2 separate regions of the Homo sapiens genome follow, and region 1 is linked to region 2. The links are chromatin loops, found by intact Hi-C in ENCODE. Cell type or tissue: GM12878. All regions are shown on one strand. Each heading gives the region's core, and the rest is flanking DNA. Links, peaks and the distances in the headings are about the cores only.

Evidence for each region. A loop is a pair of places that touch in the nucleus more often than their neighbours do. Peaks named below come from ENCODE experiments on the same cell type or tissue, not always from the same donor. Only the 100,000 strongest peaks of a DNase experiment are listed, where the experiment ranks them.
Region 1: a loop joins it to region 2, with 2.7 times the contacts of the local background. A loop is called at or near these places in 2 of 110 quality-filtered maps.

Annotation. Positions count from the first base shown.
Region 1 is chr5:37,107,559-37,117,280 of GRCh38, forward strand. It overlaps CPLANE1 (ciliogenesis and planar polarity effector complex subunit 1), which reads right to left. Exons shown (of 53, transcript NM_001384732.1): 51 at 7,402-7,491; 52 at 735-913; 53 at 1-220. The coding sequence ends at 44. Among named protein-coding and RNA genes, the nearest start is that of CPLANE1-AS1, 140 kb to the right of the region's middle. RefSeq lists a silencer at 4,897-4,946. In GM12878, for the core only: no CTCF peak of the experiment used is centred there; DNase peaks (open chromatin) are centred at 4,443 and 5,073; H3K4me3 peaks cover 909 bases; H3K27ac peaks cover 2,454 bases.
Region 2 is chr5:37,181,216-37,190,937 of GRCh38, forward strand. It overlaps CPLANE1 (ciliogenesis and planar polarity effector complex subunit 1), which reads right to left. Exons shown (of 53, transcript NM_001384732.1): 22 at 6,518-6,627; 23 at 6,199-6,357; 24 at 5,071-5,179; 25 at 3,573-3,864; 26 at 1,545-2,484. Among named protein-coding and RNA genes, the nearest start is that of CPLANE1-AS1, 63 kb to the right of the region's middle. RefSeq lists a silencer at 3,578-3,778. In GM12878, for the core only: no CTCF peak of the experiment used is centred there; DNase peaks (open chromatin) are centred at 1,166 and 3,726; H3K27ac peaks cover 784 bases.

The sequences.
Region 1 (9,722 bases), core at 483-8,482, 74 kb before region 2:
TGAGGTGCTGGCCTGTGCATGGAAACCCAATGATATCCAGGTCTTACAGGTCCAGGGCCCAGTGGACAGACAGGCCCTGGTCCTCCACGCTGGCCACCATGTCTTCGATGGCATTCCAGTCCAGCTTGCTGAGGATGCTGCCAGTGCTCTCAGACACGCTGTCCACACCGCCCACCCCAAAAGGATGCTCTGGCTCTTCCTCTTCAGTTGGAGACAAGTCCTATTAAATTGAAAAGACAATTGTGGTCCTAGCCCCTAAAAACAAACAAAAAAACAAAAACAAAAAAACCTGGAACGTGAACTAAGCTTTCCAAAAATTCTAGAGTTGCTCATCCATCAAAAGGCTGAAGGAAATGTGCCAGGAAATAGGGCTGTGATTGCCCAGCACATCCAGATGGACAAGAGCTGAACATCATCTCACACAACGAGATGCTGGCACCAGATGTGAAGACAGGGCAGAACGGATGTTGATACTTGTAGTACGATTTTATGTTCTTACATTTTGGTCATTTTTTAGTTAAAAAATACAGTCACAGAGAAGTCTGAAAGACAAATGCTGAAGTACTAAGCCAAAAGGGAAGATGCTTTGCATCACGATTTCAAACTGACCTAACAACTTTTCAGTATTTCCACATCCCACAAAAAACAAACTAAAAAACAAACAAACAAACAAACAAAAAACCTGAAGAACATAGAGCAATCACTAGACAAACAAAATCTAGAACAATGCTTACTTGTAGAAGGGAATTGTGACTCTCATGAAGAATCTTATGGATTTCTGAAGGTATCGTCCAGGGACTCACCACAGTCTCCTCTCTTTCATACTCTACACACACCTGCTTGGTTTGAGGTGCAAGCCCAGCACTTCCATGTTTTTTTGTATGCTGCAGACTATGACACGGAGCATTAGAGCCTTTTAAGGGATAAGAACAAAGCACACATTGGGATTGATTCATTCATTCATTCATTCATTTGTTAATTGTGACTTTTATCATCAAAGCCAAGGTAGTCACATTTTAAATAATATTTGAATCACAAGGTCTGGAAATGGTTCACTTTAGAGTTCGAACAATTCCTGTCCTGTCACTGTACGAGATGGAAACTGAATTCCAGCCTTTGGATTTGAAAACTATTAGTAATTAATCTTTAAGACAAGAAAATCTAGGGAGGAGAGGCCACAGATATAACAGAACGGTGGAGAGGTATTGACACCAAAGTTGGGTGAACTCTGAGACCTGGGCCTTCCCTGTCTTTTACAGAAAGTCTTGTGAAAACTTCTTAGAAGCAATGTTTTGGGCATCTTCACCCAGGCTTAATGCTTACAATCTGCCTTTAGGCAAAGGCATCACAGTGAGTGTGGTGACAATACATTATGACCCTCTTTCTTCTTACTGCATATATCAGTATTTGTTGAAAAGAAATTTTCATTCCAGCTAATGCCCAGAGGCAGCTTAGTAAACCCACAAACCAATAAGGTTTCTCTGCACAAAGCCCTAGAGGAGCCTACCTCACCTAACACAATGTTCCAAAGCCAATATCACAGCATGTTCTACCCTTCGAGGTGATTTCATGAAGAAACACCCAAGACATGGGACAAGATGGGAAGTAAATATAGATCCCAAACAAGCAGTCATGTGGCTCCCTGAAGAGGGGAGAAGAGGTATGACAATGCTGAAGTTTGGGCCCTCTTTGTCTTTTGTAACTCTACCAACCTTATGTACTTGAAGCTGAAGATATCTCCAAGAAATAAAGCCCCCAAAATAATCACAGCACACACTTTGGCATTTAGTATAGGCTAATAAGCACTTTTACATTCAGTCCCTTGAACTTACCAGACATTCATGCCTGGTCTTTAGATTTTCTAACACACCTCTGCTCTCCCTAGCTAACTTCATTTAGTTCCATGGCTTTAAATATCACCTACATGCTGACAGCTCTCTAAAACCTGTACCTCCAGTCTCATAAAGCTAATTGCCCCTTCTTAAAATCCTTGCTTGGATGTGCAATAAACATCTGAACTTTAACATGTCCAAAACCACACTGTTAATTTTTACCCCTAAACTGCCCTATCCCAGGAAATGCTCAGGTTAAAATCCAGTATATCTTTTTTGTTTTTTGAGACGGAATCTCACTCTGTCCCCAGGCTGGAATGCAGTGGTGCAATTTCGGTTCGCTGCAACCTCTGCCTCCCGGATTCAAGCGAGTCTCCTGCCTCAGCCTCCCAAGTAGCTGGGATTACAGGCATGCGCCACCATGCCCAGCTAATTTTGGTATTTTTAGTAGAGATGGGGTTTCACCATATTGGCCAGGCTGGTTTGGAACTCCTGGCCTCAAGCGATCGGCCTGCCTCAGCCTCACAAAGTGCTGGGATTACAGGAGTGAGCCACTGTGCCCAGCCTCATCCTTCTTTCTTATACATGCCACATCCAATCCATCAGCAAGTCCTAATTTTGTCTATCTTCAAAATACATCCCAAATCAAATAGTTTCCTCCCATCTCCATTGTTAAAACCCTAGCCCAAGCAATCTATCCTTGTATGCCGTCTTCTGTTCTTTCTTTCCACATGTTCTAAAACATAAATTATATTATCTCTCTGCTTAATTCCCTAAAATGGAGTCTCACTGGATCTCAAGTAAAATCCAAACTCCTTGCCTTAGCCTACAGTATCTAGCCCATCTCTCCCACCATATCTCTCGTCACCTTTCCACACTGATCTTTTCTGTCATACCAACTTTGTTTCTGTACCAGGACTCTGAACTTTCTGTTCTGCCTTATCTTTATACAACAATCTTACCAGAACTTTGAACTTCTGCCTGAAACTGTTTTGCCTTATCTTTACCTAACAATCTCCTTTTCATCATTCAAGATCTTCACTCCAACATCACCTTCTCTTTTTCTAAATTTTTATTCATTTAATTTTTAATTTGCTTCATACTAAGAGCTGGAGTAAGAGTTTCACCTTCTCAAAGAGACCTTTAACCACCCTTGCTAGAGTAGTTCCACCTAGCCAGCCTCATTCTCCCTTATTTATGTGCTGCTTTCTGTGTTGTTCATGAGTAACAGTGCCTGGTATGTAGTAGGAACTCAATGGGCAGTTGCTGAGTGAATACTCTTCCTGACAGTCCTATGGAGAAACCATTATTATCCCCATTTTGCAAATGAGGAAAGTGAGGCTTAGAGAGGTTATGTAATTGGCCCAAGATGATGGAGATGATCCACCCCAGAACCTGGGCTAATGTATTAACTTTTTTTTTTTTTTTTTTTTTTGAGATGGAGTCTCACTCTGTCGCCCAGGCTGGAGTGCAGTGGCACTATCTTGGCTCACTACAACCTCTGCCTCCCGGGTTCACGCCATTCTTCTGCCTCAGCCTCCCGAGTAGCTGGGACTACGGGCACCCGCCACCACACCCGGCTAATTTTTTGTATTTTTAGTAGAGATGGGGTTTCACCGTGTTAGCCAGGATGGTCTCAATCTCCTGACCTCGTGATCCGCCTGCCTCAGCCTCCCAAAGTGCTGGGATTACAGGCGTGAGCCACCACGCCCGGCCAATGTATTAACTTTCTATTCTTTTTTTGTTTTGAGACAGAGTCTCGCTCTGTCACTCAGGCTGGAGTGCAGTGGCATGATCTCGGCTCACTGCAAGCTCCACCTCCCGGGTTCACACCATTCTCCTGCCTCAGCCTCCCGAGTAGCTGGGACTACAGGCGCCCACCACCATGCCTAGCTAATTTTTTTTTTGTATTTTTAGTAGAGACGGGGTTTCACGGTGTTAGCCAGGATGGTCTTGATCTCCTGACCTCATGATCCGCCCGCCTCGGCCTCCCAAAGTGCTGGGATTGTACAGGCGTGAGCCACCGTGCCCGGCCTAACTTTCTATAGGGTGAAGGAAGAATAATACTTAGAGGGCCCTTTAAGATCATCTTCATATCTATAAGTAAAATATGAATAGATCTATTAATTTGGATCCCCAAAGTGGCAGCTTTCCAAAAGCTTCTTCCTGGATTAGTGCCAAAGGGAAGGGTGCAGTGGTACAGACAGCTTAGGGATTTTTCTTTTGACTAGCCCCAAGAGTCTGAAAAAGAAACAAAGCTAACATCATTTGGTAGCACCTGCCACTGTAATATCCAATGTGAGAGCTATGCTCTAGTTGAAAAGGTTTGACATTTTTTCTGCTACTTAAAGACATCACAGAGTATTTTGAAATGCCACTGAAAGTTCCATGTTAAAATAATTATTTCAGTAAATATTAATAAGGAACAAATTTTGAAAAACCATATAAAGGAAAAAATCTACGAGCAGATGACAGGAATGCATATGTGAACAAACACTGTGTTAAAAAAAAAACAGCCGTTAAAACAGAAAAAGTGAGACTGAAAGAGAAACCAATGAGTGGTTAAGCAACATAACCACAAGAGTAGGCTTCCACTTCAAAGTAGATGGGAACAAGTGGAGGTGGGGTGCTGAAGTTATTCCTTCAAGTATTCACGATATGACTAGAGATCAACAAAGGCTACAAACATCAACTAATCCCAAACTCATCTTGGCTACAATTAATTTGGCATCTAGACATCGACATTCTTGTTTTGTCCAAATGAACATAATTATTGTCATCTAGAAAGAATGACAAATCAAACCACCACCTACTCTGCTAAAATTACAGTTAAGAGTCTTGCATTTTAGGATAAATCTTCACCTATGGGGTATTACAAACCTTGAGAGGCTATCACTGGGTTTCTCTCACCTTACTTTACCTAGAGATGGCTTTGTAATTTCCTTCCTTTCAGATCATAATGCATTTTTCCAGGGTTTATCTGGGATATCCAATTTGAGATAAAAATATAATGAGAAAAGTTCTGTGAAACTGAGCATGCATAAGACTTTTCAAGGTAAAGTGTACCTGCCCCACTGGACAGTGAAAGCTTTCTGAAGTGAAAGGTAAGTTATAGATCAAGAAGACACCCCACAGCAGAAACCAGGCTGCCAAGTACACTGGCTTCCCTCAGAAAGGAAGTACTCTTTCTCTAGGACGGTGGGCACTGACACTCAGTTTCTTTATAACATAACACCAAACAGTGTCTACAGAGTCTAGCCTGAGAAATCTGAAACTGGATGATAAAACTAAACCTATTACCTCCATCATTCCCAAAGAAAATCCTGCTTCTTTTCCTGCTCTACTTGTGTCAATTTGTGAGTCACAGTCTAGCTAAGCACTTAAGCTAGAAACTTGGAGTCATACACATTTCTAACTTTCAGAGGCAGGGTTACCATTGAACAATGAAACAAATACCTACAGCTTTCTATGGGCAAGGCCTCATGTTAGATTATAATGACTTCAAGAACACAAAACCCTGGATCTCCGGGACTTTCAAAAACAAAACAATATAACGGTACATGTAATTTCAACTGTTTTTAGAGGTAACATTGTATTTGGGGAGCATTTTATCTGTTGAACTAGACATTGCTAGATATTTGCTTTGAAAAGAATAAAAAGCTATTGAGTACTCTAGACTAGAAAACAATTCATAATGGGTAAAAAGGAAAGTCTTTGAAAGAGAGAAAAGCTGGCATGGGATTTAGAAGCTGGTACGGTTTGGCTGTGTCCCCAACCAAATCTCATCTTGAATTGTAGCTCCCATAATTCCCACGTGCTGTGGGAGGGACCAGGTGGGAGGTAATTGAATCATGGGGGCAGTTACCTTCATGCTGCTGGTCTTGTGATAGTGAGTTCTCATGAGATCTGATAGTTTTATAAAGGGGAGTTCCCCTGAATACACTCTTTTGCCTGCCACCATGTAAGACTTGCCTTTGCTTCTCCTTTGCCTTTTACCATGATTGTGAGGCCTCCACAGCCATGTGAAACTGTGAGTCCATTAAACTTCTTTCCTTTTAAATTACCCAGTTTCAGGTATGTGTTAGCAGCATGAGAACAGACTAATACACAAGCACAGGAAATGATGCTTCGAGGATTCAAAGTGATCCAAACGACCAGAAGCTTGGGTTTTAACGCATACATGGGGGAAAGAGTAGAAAAAGTACCCAATAGATCTTCTAGAAAATACCGCCATAGACATTAAAAAGTTGATAAATGAGTTAAACAATGGATTAGACATAGGTAAAAAGAGATGGGGTAAACTGAATGACGGATCTACAAAGTAATGAGTTAGCAGTAGAGAAAGAGGCATAATACCAAGCCTAGGCTAATTACTTCATATTTCTCATCATTTTTCACAGTACATATAAACTAGTGGGGTTTTTTTGTTTTGTTTTGTTTTGAGACAGAGTCTCACTCTGTCGCCAGGCTGGAGTGCAGTGGTGCAATTTCGGCTCACTGCAACCTCCGCCTGCTGGGTTCAAGTGATTCTCCTGCCTCAGCCTCCCAAGTAGCTGGGACTACAGGCACATGCCACCACGCCCAGCTAATTTTTGTATTTTTAGTAGAGATGGGGTTTCACCGTGTTGGCCAGGATGGTCTCAATTTCTTGGCCTCGTGATCCAACCACCACGACCTCCCAAAGTGCTAGGATTATAGGTGTGAGCCACCGCGCCCAGCCAAATTAGTGGGTTTTTAAAAAATCATTATCCCTACCAAATTTAATTATTTTCTTTCAATGGGGATAACTGCACAGATTTTGTTGGATTTAATGTGAGGATCAAGTGAGATAATGCACATGAGGTGTGAACACAATGCCTGGCATAGAGTAAGTGCTCTATACCTGTTAGCTACTATTGTTATTGTTTTAAGGAGATCTGAACAGGTCATTTAACTTCTCTAAGTCTGTTCTCATAGTAAGACATGGATAATAGTTACCCTGTTTACCTACCAAGGTCGTTACATATATCCTCACTATTATAACTTGTATTTTCCAGGTGAGAAAATTAAGAATACATAAATGGGTTAGAAATTTGCGTAAGGTTACAGAGTAAGTGGTTAACTTGATTCCATAAAGCTACTCCAAAACTTCTTCTCTGAACCACTGCAGCGCAGAGCCACACCCTTCATTCTGAAGTCTATATTTGAAATGGAGTGATTTATAATTTTTTTAAAATTTAGTATTAAGGGCCAGGCACAGTGGCTCATGCCTGTAATCACAGGACTTTGGGAGGCTAAGATGGGCGGATCACCTTAGGTCAGGAGTTCAAGACCAGCCTGGCCAACATGGCAAAACCCCATCTCTACGAAAAATACAAAAATTAACCGGGCGCGGTGGTGGGCACCTGTAATCCCAGCTACTGGGAAGCCTGAGGCAGGAGAATCACTTGAACCCGGGAGTGGAGGTTACAGTGAGCCGACATTGCACCACTGCACTCCAGACTGGGCAACAGAGTGAGACTCTGTCTCAAAAAAAAAAAAAAGAAAATTCAGTATTAAGTCTAAAAACTTTATCTTCTTTATCCCTTACCTTTTTGGAAGGTAACTGGAGACTGCGTAGCCTTTCTTACTGCTGCTTTGGCTCCACCAGCTTTTTTCTGTATGGTGAAAGTGGCAGTTCCTATACAGAGAGACAAACATTATTAGCCTTCCATAGACATCCATGATTTTTATATATATTGTGAGTTATTTGAGGACAGACACCTTGGTGATCAGCTTTGAATCTGCTCACCAAGCCCTGTTCACAGTAGGGGCCCAGTAAATGGTGGCTGGTTTGAACCAAGGTGGCAAAACTTAAGTGCAGACAAAGAAAGGGAATACTTTGCTTTGACACCTGGTATCCTTCAAGCACAGCCATACTCTTTTTTCAAATGGCAAATGTGTTTTGACATCTCTGGCAACTGGAAAAGCTAGGGACATAATAAGCCTCTTAGCAGTAAACACCTAGACAAAATGCCAAGTTAAATTTTATCAACCGAATGATTAGTTTCTTAAACTCAAAGATTAATAACAACCATTTACTTCCATGTTATGCAATATCTCTTATTAATATAATCCTCAACAACTCTATGAGGTAGGTTTCAAATAACTTATCTGAGGGCAAAAATCAGCAGCAGAGCTGGGATATAAACCTAAGTTTAGAGGATTTAAAACTTAGACTTTTATTTCTTTTTTTTTTTTTTTTTTGAGATGGAGTCTCACTCTGTCACCAGGCTGCAGTACAGTGGCGTGATCTCCACTCACTGCAACCTCCACCTCCCAGGGTCAAATGATTCCCCTGCCTCAGCTTCCCGAGCAGCTGGGACTACAGGCACACACCACCATGCCTGGCTACTTTTTTTTATTTTTAGTAGAGACGGGGTTTCACCATGTTGGCCAGGATGGTCTTGATCATCTGACATGATCCGCCCACCTCAGCCTCCCAAAGTGCTGGGATTACAGGCGTGAGCCACCATGCCCGGCCGACTTTTACTTTTTTATGCCTAAGATGCCTCTCAGTTACTAATCATATAATCTTTGTATTGTAGTTGACAGAACTAAACATAAAACAAGCAACAATAACACAAACTACTCCTGGCCAGGCATGGTGGCTTACGCCTGTAATTCTTGCACTTTGGGAGGCCAACATGGGAAGATTGCTTGAGCCCAGGAGTTTGAGAACAGCCTGAGCAACATGGCAAGACTCCGTCTCTACGAAAAAATTTAAAAATTACCCAGGTGTGGTGGTGCACACCTGTAGTCCCAGCTATTCAAGAGGCTGAGATGTCTCACACTACCAGGCACGGTGGCTCACACCTGTAATCCCATCACTCTGGGAGGCCAAAGCTGGCGGATCACTTGAGGCCAAGAGTTTGTGACCAGCCTGGCCAACATGGTGAAACCCTGTCTCTACTAAAAAATACAAAAATTAGTTGGGCACGGTGGTGCAAGCCTGTAGTCCCCGTTACTCCGAAGGCTGAGGCAGGAGAATTGCTTGAACCTAAAGGACAGAGGTTGAAGTGAGGTGAGATCACGCCACTGCACTCCAGTCTGGGTGACAGAGCAAGACTCTGCCTCAAAAAAAAAAAAAAAAAAAAAAAAAAAAAAGGCTGAAGTGGGAAGATGATCTGAGCCAGGGAGGTCAAGGTTGCAGTGAGCCATGATCACGCCACTGCACTCCCTTCTGGGCGACAGAATGAGTTCCTGTGTCCAAAAAAAAAAAATTTCCTAACAGTATGGAAGCAGGGCTGAAGAAATTAGCCAAAAACTACATACTGCTTTACAAGATAGAAAGCAACATAGAGTCAAACTCCCAAGCATATTCAGAAAAACTCTTCATTTACGAATGAACTACAGTGAATTTGAAAATCTTGATGGAGCCTCACCTCCCCACATGTGCAATGACTGAACTTGACCTATGTGAGTTCAGGTTATCTGTATCACTGACTAGGAAAAGGTCTGGAATCAGTCTTGCCTGGATTTCCCTCCATTCTCCCAAACACTGGGGGACCTGAAACTTCTGAATGTAGCCAGGTGAAATGGTTGGGTCTGGGTGTGACAGAGGCCACAAGAACAAGGGGAGCCACAGCCTGTTCTACTGAGGCAGAGAAGTTAGAATATCCACAAGCACTCAAGCTGCCTCTTTTATCTTTGCCTTAAAAGACAGGACAATAGCCAGGCATATGGTATTATTCTCTGACATGGTATAAATACTATAATACCCGCCTATTAATATCCTTGAACAATAATTTGTTTATAAATAGCTATGCTTAGGCAAAAAGCTCAATAACCATTTTTTCCATTTATCCATTTGTTCAATGTTCGAGTATTTCATCTGTTCAACATGAGGGGTAATAGGAAGATGAGCAAGGG
Region 2 (9,722 bases), core at 674-8,673:
AGTATTCAAAAGAAATCAGCCTTACAAATTTGTAAGGCATATTGTCATTGTTTTCAGGCCACAAAACAATGGCAAAAAAATTATAATATCCTCATTTCATTCCCTTTGCTATATCATAAAGACATTCAGTAGTTATTTCAAAATGACATAGTAGACAAAAATACATGCAGCTAAAAACACAAGGTACATCCTTTTTGTCTCACTTAAAATTTCCATATACATTACCTAGAAATACACATTTCAAGGATGACTAATATCACAGTATCATATAAACTGTATACCTTATGATAACAGAAACCAATCTCAAGGGAAAAAAAGGACTAGTGTGGTGGCTCCCACCTGTAATCCCAACATTTTGAGAGGCCAAGGTGGGAAGGTCACTTGAGCTCAGGAGTTTGAGACCAGCTTGGGTAACAAAGGGAAACCCTGTCTTTATAAAAAATTTAAAAATTAGTCAGGCATAGTGGCATGAGCCTGTGGTCCCAGCTGCTTGGAAGATTCAAGTGGAAGGATCACTTGAGCCCAGGAGGTCAAGGCTACAGACAGCTGTGATCCTAAGACTGCACTCCAGCCTGGGTGATAAAGCAAGACTCTGGACCAGGCGCAGTGGCTCACACCTGTAATCCCAGCACTTTGGGAGGCCGAGGCGGGCGGATCACAAGGTCAGGAGTTTGAGACCACCCTAGCCAATATGATGAAACCCCATCTCTACTAAAAACTACAAAAATTAGTCAGGCGTGGTGGCGCGTGCCTGTAGTCCCAGCTACTCACAAGGCTGAGGCAGGAGAATCGCTTGAATCCAGGAGGCGGAGGTTGCAGTGAGTTGAGATCACGCCACTGCACTCCAGCCTGGGTGACAGAGTGAGACTCCATCTCAAAAAAAACAAAAAACAAAACAAAACAAAAAGCAAGACTCTGTCTCAAAAAATGAATAAGTAAAAAATAAAACAAATTCACATATTCACATACACACACACACATACACACACACACTCACATCCTTCAGCCTAGAATAAACTACTTCAGAATAAAAGCACTTGCCATTGACTAGGGAAGAAAGAATAGTTAATTAAACACTAACTCCTCTACTGACTCCCCCATCTGCCTTTCTGTGTTTGGTTCTCCAACCTCTTCTGGCCTGAGAGTATAAGAAAAACTATCCCCTAACGGACTTGATGAGACATCAGTAATTAAAACTACAGAGCCACCTAGTCCTCCTTCATCTGAACCAAAACCTGAAACTGAAAGGAGAAATAATATACGTGTAATACCACTTGTAATATCACTTAAAATTATCTCCTTCCTTTTTTTCTTTTTTATAAATACACATAAAACTTCAAAACCTCACAGCCTCTCTGAAAGCACTTTATTGTTAAGAATTAAAGGAACCACTGGAAGAAAAAAATAGGAGATACTGATTATAATCAACATTGTCATTAATTTTCTATTATTTAATGATTCTTTAAAAGATGGGAAATGTAAACATAGTTTTAATCTAAAATGAGAATTCTCATTTGTAAGTAATAAACAATTGATATGCTTACCTTAATAATGGCATTTTTTGCCTTATATGTAGCAAAATAGGGTTGTTCCAAAAGCCATAATGATGTAAGAATGGCAGCTGTAGAGGTCTTTACACGAATTACTGGACTGTACTCAGAGGATGACTCAGTTATACCAGAATCACAGAGTAGCCTTCTATTAGACCACCTTATCATCCATTCCAGCAGTCTTCCTATACTGCCAAAAGTGTTTAGTGCTAAAGGAAGATCTTCTTGAGGGTTAATATCATTGCACTGAATAGCTTTGAAAATACATCTTCTAGTTTTAATGGACTTGGGAGTCCAAAAAATGTGGTTTGATGATCTCTGGATTAGACATTTCTCTCTAGTGTCATCTTGTATTTTGTAAATTGACCTTTGTTTTAAACCAAATAATCCACTCATTCCTTCATTCTTATTGACTTCATTCGAAGGATATTGTAAAAAAGGTTTGATCCCTTGATTAACCAGTACTGATGATGAAAGTTTCTGGTTTTCTAAATGCATGCCATATTCATCATTTAAAGAGGATGATTTTTCTGATTCATAGGACTCAGGAGCAACAACAAAGCAAGAACCAGCTCTAAACACATTCTGGCTTTTAGTTTTGCTCTGATGTCGTTTTAATGTTGTATGTACATCAAAAAGTAAAGAATTAAGTTCATGTTCTCTAAGCTTTCCAGAAAAACTAGTTAGAAATGGAATGTCAGCATCCCTGGAATAAGGTAGGTCTCTTTCAAGAATGTAACTCAAAAACAGATCAAGGAATTTAATATATTCATCATCATCACGTTCAAATTCCCAAACACCTATTACAGGAAGTGTATTTTGTGATAACTTTTCATGATCTTCTTTCTTTGTAGGATTTTCTTTCTGATTACACATTTTCCTTTTATCAGTTGGCTTATGAATTGATGTTAATTCCATGTGATTTGGGGCATTTCTATAGCAAAAAAATAAAATAAGACAAAATTAGAGATCATTTAATCACTAAAACTGATCTTAGAATTGACATGGAAAATTCTCTCCAATGATTAAGTCATGTATATTTTGTGTGCCTCAATTACCTACATTTCAAATGAGGGAGTGGGACTAAATGATTTCTAAGTGTTTTCAAGAGTGGAACATTTCTACTATGAGATCAAAAAAAAATTACTATCAAAAGGGAAAATTTGTATTAGAAGAGATTAAAATGTGTCCACAGAAATTTCACTATAAAAGAACATGAATAATTTTTCTGTGGGTAAAAGAAATAGTCCTCTAATGGGTCAGATTTTAGGAATACAAAGTCAACAAAAACTCCAAGCCACTGATATACAACAAAATTTAGGATTTCTTGTTTCTCTCTTGCATCTGCCCGCTCAGCTCCCCTAATACCATGTGTAATAAGCAAGACTGACCTTTTTTGTTTTACCACACAAAAACTGGGAACTTTTTCTAAACACTTTTAGCTGTTATGAAACCTGTTGGGCGGACACCTTAACTGCCCAACAACAATTCCTTTTAAATGTTTCTTCTCAACATGATTCCTAGGGCAGAACACAGATCCTTAGTTCCCTCAGTAAGAGAACAGGTGTTGGCCACCTGGGCTGAAAGCATCCCATCCCTTCTGATTGAGGCAATTTCCTTCCCTGAAATATTTCCCTTAAAAATATTAAGGAAATTTAAGGAAAAATTTCCTTAAAAATAATATGGCTAACTCAGTAACCTCAAACTATTTAAGTCTAAAGATTACTAAAAAAAACTGAAAGTCCTCCAGTGAAGTGTAGAATTTCATCTACTCCTTTGATTTTATAATTTCAGATGGCAAAATTATTTCATATATCAATAATACTTAAAGTAAATTTTCGAATGTATAGTCTCATTTTATACTCCTAATATTCTTATGAGTGGAGGGGGTGGCACTTATCATTCATATTATTAATAGCACAATCAGTGAGGGTTGCTGGGACCAGAAATCAGCTCATCAGATGCCTGAAAGCTACTTTTCAAAGGAAGTGAATGCCAGTGATTAAAAGATCTCAATTGTACCTTTGATAGATATTTATCCTACTTTTTTCTTCAACCGACAAAGCTTCAGAGAACGTATCTGCATCACTGTGAACCACAGAATCTCCTAGTTCTGTGAGTGTACTTCTGCTCAAACTAGTCCCCAGGGAATATCTGTCAACACCTGGAGCCTCATCTGGTTTCTCTTCTTCAATTGGTTCCCATATATTCACTTCAAAAGAGCCTATATTTCTCTGCACACGTTTTAGAGCTTTCACCCTCACTTTCTGGATAGAATGCATGACAACAGACATCATTTCCTCAGTCTGGGGTCCTGGAAAGAAAAGAATAAAAAGTCTTAGTGTTCATTAAAATATTTCAATTCAAGACATAGGAGACCCAACTCTGGTCCCTCCTGGGGACAAGAAACCTAACTGATGACTAAGGCTTATTTCCACATTCTTACTGGTCGTGTTTTCTTCAGTATTTACTGGAAAGATATTTTAAAGTAGAACTGCAGAAGCTAAAGAAGGTCCATTAAAGAACACAGTAAAAGAGACAGAACCTAGACCTCATGAAGAAAAAGTATGCCCTGGAAAAAAAAAACTTTAAGTGATTTAACTGTTTTAAAACTCAGAAGGATAATTATATTTAATAAAAAGAATAATGAATGTTTTTTCTATTATCACATAGAGAATAAGATAAAATGAGGATAATTCTAGCCAAAAAAATCAAGGACATTTTTCTTACTAAAAGTAATAAGAAACAATAGCAAGGGAAGGTTTTCAAGGCTGCCTATAGAAACATTTTAAAACATTATTTAATACATAAACAGAATATTTTAGAGGATGTCAAAAAAAAGTATTAAGAAAAATACAAATCACAAATACAATATATTAATAGAATAATACAAAATCACTGGACATACCTGGACTTAAATACTGAATTATAGTTTTAAAAAGCAGGGTAATTTTAATTCTTTAAAAATTCTGCAACATTGTAAATGTACTTAATGTCAATGAATTGCATATTTTAAATGGCTAAAATGGTAAATTTTATATTATATGCATTTTACCACAGTAAGAAATGTGTGTATTCTAATTTTGAAGAACAAAATTAGAAGCATAAATAACCATAAAGGGAAATTACTTGTTTTCAACAAATACTTGCAATATACAAAGTACCATATGCTCATTTTATATTATCTTACTTAATCCTCTCTGAATACACATCATAAAGCAGGTAATACTATGCCCACTTTACAAATAAAGATATGAGGCTCAGAGAGACTGAGCAACTTGCCTAAGATCGCACAGTTACTGACTGACAGAGCCATGAGCCGAAGTCAGCTTCATCTGGTTCCAAAGCAAGAGATTAGTCTTTCTGCAATGGAGAAATGTTTCTACCTTCTCATACTCCTATCTCAAGGAAGAGGCAAAAATGCATAGACACATAAGCAACAGTAAATAAATATTTTCAAAACAAAAAGGGAATCTTCTGCAATTTATCTGTTAGCTATCTGAGAAACAACAAATAATACCTTTCACAACACAGTGTCTGAGTCTCTGGTGAAGAGAGTGATATTTGTCTCTTAAAGGAACCCTCACGTCCTCAGGATAGGGAAATGCTTTCACGAAAATTTCTGCTACCTTCAGAAAAAAAATTGTTTAAGTTTTATGAGAAACATCATTCTTTTTTTTTCTTCCATTCCACAAATATTTTATTTTAACTCAAAATATAAATGCACATTTCTTACTAATCTTTTGAAGTCAGGTCAAAGCCTCTCTCTGAGCATCTGTCTGCTAATAGGAGTTTAGTATCAACTTACTTTTTTATTTTAAAATATGTAATTGACAAAAACTGTGTATATTCAAGGTGTACAATGTGATGATTTAATATACGTATACATTCTGTGCTGATTTCCATAGTCGAATTAATTAGCACATCCATCAATACACACATTTACCATTGTAATATCCTCCCTTATCAAATTTCAGGTAAACAATACACTACGATTAACTGTAGTCACTATAGCCCGGCGCGGTGGCTCACGCCTGTAATCCCAGCACTTTGGGAGGCCGAGGCGGGCAGATCACGAGGTCAGGAGATCAAGACCATCCTGGCTAACGTGGTAAAACCCCGTGTCTACTAAAAAAATACAAAAAATTAGCCGGGCGTGTTGGCGGGAGCCTGTGGTCCCAGCTGCTCGGAAGGCTGAGGCAGGAGAATGGCGTGAACCCGGGAGGCGGAGCTTGCAGTGAGCCGAGATCGCGCCACTGCACTCTAGCCTGGGTGACAGAGCGAGACTCCGTCTCAAAAAAAAAAAAAAAAAAAAAAAAAAACTATAGTCACTATATTGTACATTGGATCCCTAGAACTTATTCATCTTGTAACTGAAAGGTTGTACCCTTTGACCAAGATCTCCCCATTTCCACCACATCCCCAGCCTCTGACAACCACCATTCCACTCTCTGCTTCCGTGAGTTTAACATTTTTATATTCCACACACAAGTGAGGTCCTACAGTATTTACCTTTTTGAACCCACAAGATATTATGCTAAGTGAAATAATCCAAAGAAAGGCAACATCATCCTTAATTAAAATTAAATAAAAATCTTTTAAAGTCTCTGATTCTGATGTAGTTTACTTTCACCTACAAGCACATTACCTTTCTGATTGGTGGCAGTTCTCCAATAAGGCTCAAAATTATATCCTGAATAAGTTCTTCCATATTAAAAAACCGAGAGAAAGGCAGCATTCTATAAGCCCATTCCACTGCACTAAGACAGTGCTCAATCATACAAGAATCAAACTCCACTTCAAGGTCCTAAAAGGATATTGAAAAACATTCATTTCCTTTTTAGTTTAGATGGTAGACCAGAATGAGTTCAAAAGAAAGTTTTGCTACAAACAATAAAATCTTCTTTTAAACAATAATTTCCCACTTAACGTGTGTTCATTTTTCTTATTTTTGCCCTGGTAAATACCTTTTCTCCTTTTACATTTTCTCTTGCTTTCTGATATTGCCTGCAACTATAGGATAACTTATCACGGACATGCAGCATCCAACACAGAGCACAAAGTTCTCTGAAGCAACCTAAAGCAGGAACACAAATATGAAAGAAAATCACATGAGTATGTACATTAATATTATAACAACTCCAACTCTGCTGATCATTTTTTTCAAAATAAAGGTCTTTATTTCATTCATTATAAAATGAACACATGCTCATTGTAAATTTATATAAAAGTCCTTATATAAAAGTCATGGAGATTGACTTATAAGTCACTAACAGATATTCATTTATGTTTAAACATTTTTAATACTAAAAACTATTTCTAATAGTAAATAATTTTTTATTAAAAGCAATACAAGTACACAAAGATATATAAAATCATACTATGTATGCTGCTTTGCAACTAGCTTTTTTTTCACCTACTATATCTTAGATATCTTTTCACATGGTAATATACTAAGTCTTCTTGTTGCCAATATGGTGTTCCATTGTATGGAGCATCAGGATTTAACTATACACAATGCACAGGCTCACAATCCAGCTATCAAAACAAGTTTTCACTCTTCTGCTAATCTTAAATTTCTATTATAGTTAACATGTGACCAATTAAGTGAAAACCATCTCATGTTCTATGGTTAATAGGACCTTTTCAACGGGGTGGTGTAGGCTCTGTAGACAGAGCAAGACCTTGTCTCCTAGCTACTTGGACACCTGAGGTGGGAGGATCGTTTGAGCCCAGGAGTTTGAGACCAGCCTCCATGTTGGCATGGATGTGGTGAAAAGGAAACACTTTTACACTGCTGGTGAAAACGTAAACTAGTACAACCACTATGGAAAACAGTGTGAAGATTCCTTAAAAAACTCAAAGTAGATCTACCATTTGATCCAAAAATCCCACTACTGGGTATCTACCCAGAGGAAAAGAAATCATTATATGAAAAAGACACTTGCACACGCTTCTTTCTAGCAGCACAATAGCAAGACCATCTCTGGAAAAAGAAAAATATAGGAACTTTTCCTTTGGAGGAAGAAAGATAATATTCTAAAATTTAGCATTCATTCATTTATGCCTTAATTGTTTATTTTTATTTATTTTATTATGATTATTTTTTTGAGACGGAGTCTTGCTCTATCTTGCCCAGGCTGGAGTGCAGTGGTGCGATCTTGGCCTCCACCTCCCAGGTTCAAGTGATTCTCCTGTCTCAGCCTCCCAAGTACCTGGGACTACAAGCGTGTGCCACCATACCTGGCTAATTTTGTATTTTTAGTAGAGACAGGGTTTCACCATGTTGGCCAGGCTGGTCTCAAACTTCTGACTTCAGGTAATCCACCTGCCTTGGATTACAGGCATAAGCTACCACACCCAGCCTATGCCTTAATTTTTTAAATAAGCCTTATTTTTACAATAAACTGACTTTTATATTAGTAGTCAGTATTTTCATTTTCTTTAGGGAGCTATTTAATATGCTTTTTAAAATAAATATTACAAAGTCAAAAAGAACAGTTTGACATTATGGAAAGTGGGCAGAAAGCAGGTCTTCTACACATTCTATTCATCCCAATAGTGAGAGAGGATGGTGGGTACATGGCCCCAGGGGGACTATCAGGGTCTCCAGTGAGCATTTTCACACTACAGCCCACCCCACACATCAGATTCTCATAGATTCTGCCGGGGGAGCACGGCCCAATCTTTTGAGAAAGGCATCATTACTGACAGATGTGTTTCATTATTTCATATTTCACAGGCAAGCTGGGATAGAACTAAGGCCAAGAACTAGCAAGACACAGTGCAGCAACATACTAAACAGTGACTCATCTAAAAACATCCTTTATCTGTGTTTTTCAGACTGTGGATTACAACCTTTTATTAGTTACTAGGCTATAAAATCAATTCAGTGAGTCTCAATCATCTTTTTAAAATAGAATACAACAGAATATATCAAGCGTGCATTGCAGCCGGGCACAGTGGCTCATGCCTGTAATCCCAGTACTTTGGGAGGACGAGGTGGGTGTATCACCTGAGGTCAGGAGTTCGAGACCAGCCTGGTCAACCTGGTGAAACCTCATCTCTACTAAAAATACAAGAATTAGCTGGGCGTGGTGGTGTGCACCTGTAATCCCAGCTACTTGGGAGGCTGAGGCAGAAGAATCACTTGAACCGGGGAGGTGGAGATTGCAGTGAGCTGAGATCACGCCACTGCACTCCAGCCTGGGTGACAGACTTGAGATTTTGTCTCAAAAAAAAAAAGAAAAGAAAAGAAGAGTGCATTGCACACAGTAAGAGTAAAGGTAGTTCATTAAATTTTCATTCTAACTTCATATGGGTGTGTGCATGTATTACCTTGCTATAAAATCTGCACTTATTTTAAATCATGGTCAAAAATGTTTGAATACCAAAAAGATGTAACCAACTGAAACCAGAATAGAACGGGTTCTACTAGACAAACGATCGAGTTTCCACAATAAATAAAGGGCATGAAACAGAATGGGGGCAAGGAAACTTTTATAGATTAAGATGGACTTATAGGCCAGGCATGGTAGCTCCTGCCTGTAATCCCAGCACTTTGGGAGGTCAAGGTAGGACTGCTTGAGCCCAGGAGTTCGAGACCAGCTTGGGCAAAAAAGTGAGGCCCTGTCTTTATGAAAAAATGAAAAAAAAAAACAAAAAAACCAGGCCTGGTGGTGCACACCTGTAGTCCCAGCTACTCAGGAGGCTGAGGTAGAAGGATCACTTGAACCTGGGAGGTCAAGGCTGCAGTGAGCTACGATCACACTATAAAAAGAGAAAGATTTATATATCAACCAAAATGCAATGTGTGGTGGACCTTGATTGGATAGATTTTTTTAAAAAAACTATAGAAAAGACATATTTGAAATTATCAAGTAAATTTAAACATGGGATAGATAACATAGTCAGATGCCACATAATGGCACTCAGGTCAATGACAGACTGCATATACTATGGTGCACCCATAAGATTATAATGGAGCTGAAAAATTTCTGTCACCTAGAGACATCATGACATCATAGTCCACACATTACTCAGGTGTTTATGGTGACAACTGTGTAAACACACCTACTGCACTGCCAGTCATATAAAATCTAGCCCATACAATTATATACAGTACATAATACTTGATAATAATAAACAACTGTTACTGGTTTATTTATTTAC